Linked DNA regions of Mus musculus: region 2 is linked to region 1. The links are chromatin contacts, found by Hi-C or POLR2A ChIA-PET in ENCODE. All regions are on one chromosome and are shown on one strand. Each heading gives the region's core, a stretch centred on a gene start or an enhancer-like site at or near the end of the contact. The rest is flanking DNA. Distances are from core to core; before and after follow the strand shown.

The links. Hi-C counts contacts between places; a loop is a spot of excess contacts on that map. ChIA-PET counts read pairs that join two places held with the same protein, here RNA polymerase II (POLR2A).
Region 2: a loop to region 1 is called in a map of T-helper 2 cell, with 3 times the contacts of the local background. The contact joins the promoter of 4930505N22Rik here to the promoter of Oga in region 1. A Hi-C loop is called at or near these places in 2 of 37 maps with a recorded cell type or tissue (T-helper 1 cell and T-helper 2 cell). POLR2A ChIA-PET finds 5 or more read pairs at or near these places in 3 of 5 experiments (Patski and embryonic stem cell).

What each region holds. Positions count from the first base shown.
Region 1 is chr19:45,782,018-45,785,070 of GRCm38, forward strand. It overlaps Oga (O-GlcNAcase), which reads right to left and starts at 1,536. Exons shown (of 16, transcript NM_023799.4): 1 at 915-1,536. The coding sequence starts at 1,113.
Region 2 is chr19:45,996,668-45,999,720 of GRCm38, forward strand. It overlaps 4930505N22Rik (RIKEN cDNA 4930505N22 gene), which reads left to right and starts at 1,470. Exons shown (of 2, transcript NR_152221.1): 1 at 1,470-2,052. Armh3 (armadillo-like helical domain containing 3) reads right to left here and starts at 1,821. Exons shown (of 26, transcript NM_198296.2): 1 at 1,749-1,821.

The DNA.
Region 1 (3,053 bases), core at 286-2,785:
TAGAGAAAGAAACTAGAAAACGTTGAGTTTGCCACTAAAAACAAAACAAAAATCAAACAAACAAAAAAATCCATAAGAAAACTCAAATTACGGAGTGCTTAGGGAAGAACTAAGCTTTCCTGAGCTCGGTATCCACCCATTCTATTTCAGAAATTGTAATTAAGATCTTCCGGCATCTTCCCTTACTATCAAAACGCCCTCGTCCTTTTCAACTGTAAATGAGAAGACAGAAATTAAGACTTTCACTGAATTCTAACTCCACATAACAGATGCTCTGAGATATGATATACTGGTATTTACACACACTCCCAAGTCAAAAAAACAGCAATTGTTAAAGGATGATACTTTTCTGGGCTACAAGTGAGTCTTAAGAGGTGAAGGAGGCTTACAGGCTAACAAAAATAAATAAATAAAAATAAAAACAAAACAATTTCCTAAGCCTGAAGGAATCTGTAATATAATAAGCTGACTGCGCTCCTTCACGGGTAAAAACGTGCCTGTGAGGGCTGATTTTTTTTCCCCTTACAAGGATAGGGGCGGGGGATGGGAGCGCTGCACAAATTTCAACTGAAAGCAGGCATCTCTGCGGACTAAGATCCCAAGGTACAAAGAAGTGAAGCCCACAGCCGGACCACAGGCTCCTTCCTTGCCACCGCCTCCTCCTCCGACAAATCTGTGTGGCTCTAAGCCAGAGGAGGGTGGGGTCAGGCTCCTCCATAGCCCGGAGTCGCCGAAGCCGTGACATAGCGGAGGGTAAAGAAGTGTGCCCACCGTCTGTCTCCTCCCCGTAACCCCGTGTGAGCAATGACGGACGCCTCCCGTCCTGGGGGCGGGGAACTGCGGGAAAAGTCACCAGCACGCCCCTCCCGGGGACGGAGGCTGAACACCTACGCGGGACTGGAAGGCCAACTCACCTTCCACGACACCGCACAGGAACCTGCGGGCCCCTCCGGCCGCCCCGACCACGGCCGCAGCCCCGGCTCCCGATGGGTTATCTTCTCCGGGGGCGGGAGCTACCGACTGCTCCAACGAAGCCCCCGAGGCGGCGGCAGGGTTGGCGTTGCGCTCGCTCTCCCGCTCCTCCAGCGCCGCCTGGCTCTCCTTCTGCACCATCCTCCTGCCGCCGGCCACCGCTCCCCTTCGGCCTCGGTCCGTTGGGCCAAAGGCCCGGAGCCCTGCAAAGGGGCCGCGGCTCCGAACGCGCGCCTCCGGGGCTCCTTCCCCTCCCCCTCCGCCCTTCCCCCTTCCTCTCGGCGGGGGCCCGGAGTGCCCGGATGAGAAGGGCGGCGGCACCGGCTCGAGCCCTTTGTCAGCCGCTGCCTCGCCCCGCGCTGGGAGCCGGGAGCCTAAGCGGAGGGCGAGGCAGCCGCCGCGTCTCCACGGAAGGAGGACCGAGGAGGCGCCTTCGCTCGTCCTCCACGCCCGCCGCCCTCCGGACAGCCCGGCGTCTCCGGCTCTCTTCCCCCACCGGAGTCCCTAAGCAGCTCCTGCCGCTGCCTCTGCCGCCCGCTTCCTGTTTATCCGCACTGCGCCTGCGCTACAGACCGGCTCAGACCGGTCCCCAGCCCGGCTCCCCCGCCTTTCCTTGGGATAAGCCCATTGCGCTTTATTTGCTAGGGGAGAAAAAGGACAAAGGGCGCCGTGAACACCGCGGAGGTGTGCGGCGGTGGGACGTACCATTTTGGCTCGCCACCCTCCGGGATGAGCGCCACACTCTGGGTCGGACCATTACCCCACCCGGAGGAGGGGAACATGGGAGAATGCGGCCGGCCGGGGAGTTTGGGAGGAAGGGGGGGGGGGGGGGCGGAAAGGAGGTGTTTACCCTCTCAATGCGCAGGCGCCGGGACGATACTTCTAGTTCTTAAAGTGGTAGGAGACACTGACCTACTTTGGAGATTGTTGTACCAGTTTGGCTCATCGGGGCTGCCTGACCCACGTCTGCTTCTGTGAAGACACCATGCCAAGGAGCTCAGCTCACGCCTCTGTCCTGACTCATTGTTTCTTCTATCCTGTCTTCGGAGTTAACCGTGTTTTAAATTGAGCAGTCAACTGTTTTATTGAGTTTGCCTCATCCTGGGCTGTTGGGACCATTATGACCTCATAATATGGTTAAAACCTGCTGTTACGTCTCTGCCTGATTGAGCCCTACGTTTGTTTTGGGAGAGGCTGTGGTATGAAATTCACCAGACTACGTATGGAGAAGAAAGACTGCATTCCAAGCACAGGGAAAACAAACGTCTAATAAAAGTAGAAGAGAGTGGAAGGCGAGTTTGTTATGGCGATGGAGAGTGTGCGGTGTGCGTAAGGGACATGACCCTTTTAGCCTTAGCATCAGCATTTCCAAGGAAACCCTGCCTCTAAGGGCTTGCCTCCTGTACTCTAAGGGCTTGCCTCAGAGTACACTTGACATTTTGGTTCCTTAAGGGATCTGCCAGCCAGGCGATGGTGGCGCACCTTTAATCCCAGCGCTTGGGAGGCAGAGGCAGGCGGATTTCTGAGTTCCAGGCCAGCCTGGTCTACAAAGTGAGTTCCAGGATAGCCAGGGCTATACAGAGAAACCCTGTCTCAAAAAGACTAAAAAAAAAAAAAAAAAAAAAAAATCTGCCCTGTTTGGGAACAAACCTCTCATGTTCAATGTTAAGAAAGTAGTCAAACTATTGCATATGCCAGAAAGATTTTGCTGAAGGAACCCTGTTATAGCTGTCTCTTGTATGAGGCTATGCCAGTGCCTGGCAAATACAGAAGTGGATGCTTACAGTCTATAAAATGGAACACAGGGCCCCCAATGGAGAAGCTAGAGAAAGCACCCAAGGAGCTGAAGGGGTCTGCAACCCTATAGGTGGAACAACAATATGAACTAACCAGTACCCCCAGAGCGCGTGTCTCTAGCTGCATATGTAGCAGAAGATGGCCTAGTCGGCCATCACTGGGAATAGAGGCCCCTTGGTATTGCAAACTTTATATGCCCCAGTACAGGGGAATGCCAGGGCCAAAAAGCAGGAGTGGGTGTGTAGGGGAGCAGGGCAGAGGGAGGGTATAGGGAACTTTCGGGA
Region 2 (3,053 bases), core at 220-2,719, 210 kb after region 1:
ACTGTGCTGTGTGAAACCCCAAATTCTGGGTTGGTTTCTGTTATTATTTTTCCTGATTTTTTTAATGTTGTTGTGTTTTTTTAAAGATTTATTTATATGAGTATACTGTAGCTGTAGGTGTCTTCAGACACAGCAGAAGAGGGAATCGGATCCCATTCCAGATGGTTGTGAGCCACCATGTGGTCGCTGGGAATTGAACTCAGCACCTCTAGAAGAGCAGTCAGTGCTCTTAACCACTGAACCATCTCTCCAACCCCATGCTATTGTTTTTTAATATGTGTGTCTGTGTGTGGATGTGTGTTTGAGTGCAAGTACCCACAGAAGCCAGTTACAGGTACCTGTGAGCCAGGAGCTAGCTAGTGTGGGAGCTGGAAGCCATATTTGGATCTTCTGAAAAAGCAGGAAGTGCTCTTAAACCTCTGAGCCACCTCCGCATCCCAGATTCTGGGTTCTAAGTTGTTATCCAGGGTTTGTTTTCATTTTTGGTGGGTTTTGGTTTTAGTTTTTTGGGTTTTGTTTTTATTGTGTGTGTGTGTGTGTGTGTGTGTGAGCCCGCGCTAAGCTGTTCAGGCTGGCCTTGAACTCAATGTGTATTTCAGGCAGGTCTAAGTTGGAGGCCAGTTTGGTCTACAAAGAGAGTTAACAGCAAGGGCTACACAGAGAAACCCTGTCTTGGGAGGCAAAAAAATGTAAACATGACAAGGTACAATGACTGTCATAATAAGAACACATTAAAGGCTTGCTAATTCATTAAGAAAAGAATGACTTCCTTAACTATTGGAAGAGAAGTTATCAAAACCTTTCTTAGATCTGCTATCTTGAAAGCGTTTCCATGGAAACGACCATACATACAACATTCAGTCAAAAACATACCAAAGAAGATTTCAAGTCACTCTGTCCTAAATCATGGGCAGGAGATAAGCCTAGCTTGGTGAGGTACACTGAAATCACAGCATTTGGGAGGGAGAATCAGAAGGATCGCTACAAGTTCGAGGTTAGCCTGGTCTACATAGCTAGTTCTGAACCGGCCAGGGGCCCTAAGGCTACACATATGATGGCTCTAACACTAGCCATGTTTAAACACCATGCTTGCCCTATTTTCAAGGAAAATGCACTTAAGTTTAAAACTTTTTCTAGAAAGAAAAGTTGGGGAGGTTCCGATAGTCCCGCAACATTTTATTAGGACATGGCTGAAGTATATCCACTGTCCCATTAGCCAGGGACAACTTCCCCAGTGACTATCATTCTTCACCGTACGAGGGAAGGGGTGGGTTTCCTGGCTGGCACACACTCCTCGCATGAAAGCGCAGTGGGTTTATTAACTCTGCAAAAAGTGGGTGCTAAAAACGGAAGAGCGCAGGACCCGGCATCTGAACACTTCACGGGGACCGGCCACCTCCCGTCCGAGGCGCAGCTTTCCACCAGGAGCCGACCGGCTCGGGGTCAGCCCCGCGCTGGGGTCAAAGGTCAGCGCCTCGGCGTCCCCGAGGCCCCAGCGGGACCTCCGAGAGGCCGGACCCAGCCGGTAGCGGGCGATCGAAGGCAGCGAGGCGGACTCTGAGGTCCCAGGCCCGACCCTCCCACAGCAAGCGGCCCCAGCAACCGCAGCCCTCCCCTTGCTCTGTCACCCGTGTCGCCGCGGCACACTCAGGCCCCGCCCCCAGGGCCGCCTCTGCGTCCAGGCCTAGTAGGGCGGACCCGCAGAGGTCGGCCAGGTTCGAGGACCCGGCAGGGCCCGCGCCGCTTACCGAGCCCCCGGCTTCTCTAGCACCCTAGCAGCTCGCAGGCCTGCTCGCTCCCGACTCCGGCGACGCCGCCACTGCTCCGGAATCACGGGCGCGTTCCCGACCTCCCGACACTTTTCCCCCAGGCCGCCGCTCCCCGCCGGGTCCTAAAACCCTCCGCTCTTCAGGTTCTTTCACGCCCTCTTCCTGAAGCGGGTTCAGACCACGATTCCCAGCAAGCATCGCAAAAACTACAACTCCCAACAGACACCGCGAGAGAACTAGCCCTTCACCTGAAGTCACTGGCTTTAAATCGGCTCTAGTAGAGGTTTGTTGTTGTTGCTGTTTTCGTTATTTTAAATTCTGACCAGCCTACAACCCAATCTTATGGAGGTATTTTCTCATTTGGGGTCCCCTTCTCTCGGATGATTATTCCTGTATCAAGCTGACAAAAAATTATCCAGCACAGGTGAGAGCGAGGAGCTGCAGTCTAGAAGAATATACATAGCCATGCACGATGTGTCACGTCTGTTAATCCCAACCCTTGGGAACCAGAGATAGGAGGATGAGAGGTTCAAGATTAGCTCCATCTTTATAGCAAATTCAAGGGCAGCCTGTGCAACAAGAAACCTTGTCTTTTTTTTTTTTTTTTTTTTTAGGTTTTCCGAGAAAAAGTCTGTGTAGCCCTGGCTGTCCTGAAACTTGCTCTGTAGACCAAGCTGGCCTCAAACTCAGAGATCCACCGGAGAGAGACAGAGAGATACAGTCACAGAGACACACTGGAGATATGGCTTAGCAATTAAGAACACTGGCTATTTTCACAGAGGTCCCAGGTTCAATTCCCAGCACTCAGAACTGTCTGTTACTCCCATATTCCTGTAACTCCCATCTTTCTCTGGCCTCTATGGGCACCAGGCACACACAAAGTACACATAGATAAAGGCAGAGCATCCATACACATTAAAAAAAAAAAAACAAGGGGAGAGAAAGAGAAGGAAATGGAAGAGAGGGAGAAAGGGGAGGGAGGAAGGAGCCATGCCTTGAATAATCGGGGTAAATGATTTGTATTTAGTCATTAGGTGCAGTTTCCAAAGGCTCTAACTCTTGGTCAAGAGATGCAAGGGTAGCCAGGCAGCAATGCTGCATGACTTTAATCCCAGCACCCTGAAGGCAGAAGTAGGCAGATCTCTGGGAGTTCTAGACCAACCTGATCTACAGGGCAAGTCCCAGGGCAGCCAGGATTATGCAGAGAAACCTTGTCTTAAAAGCAAACAAACAAAAAGATGGGAAGAGACCTATAGCAACAAAAGGCCCCTGGAGAAAAAACTG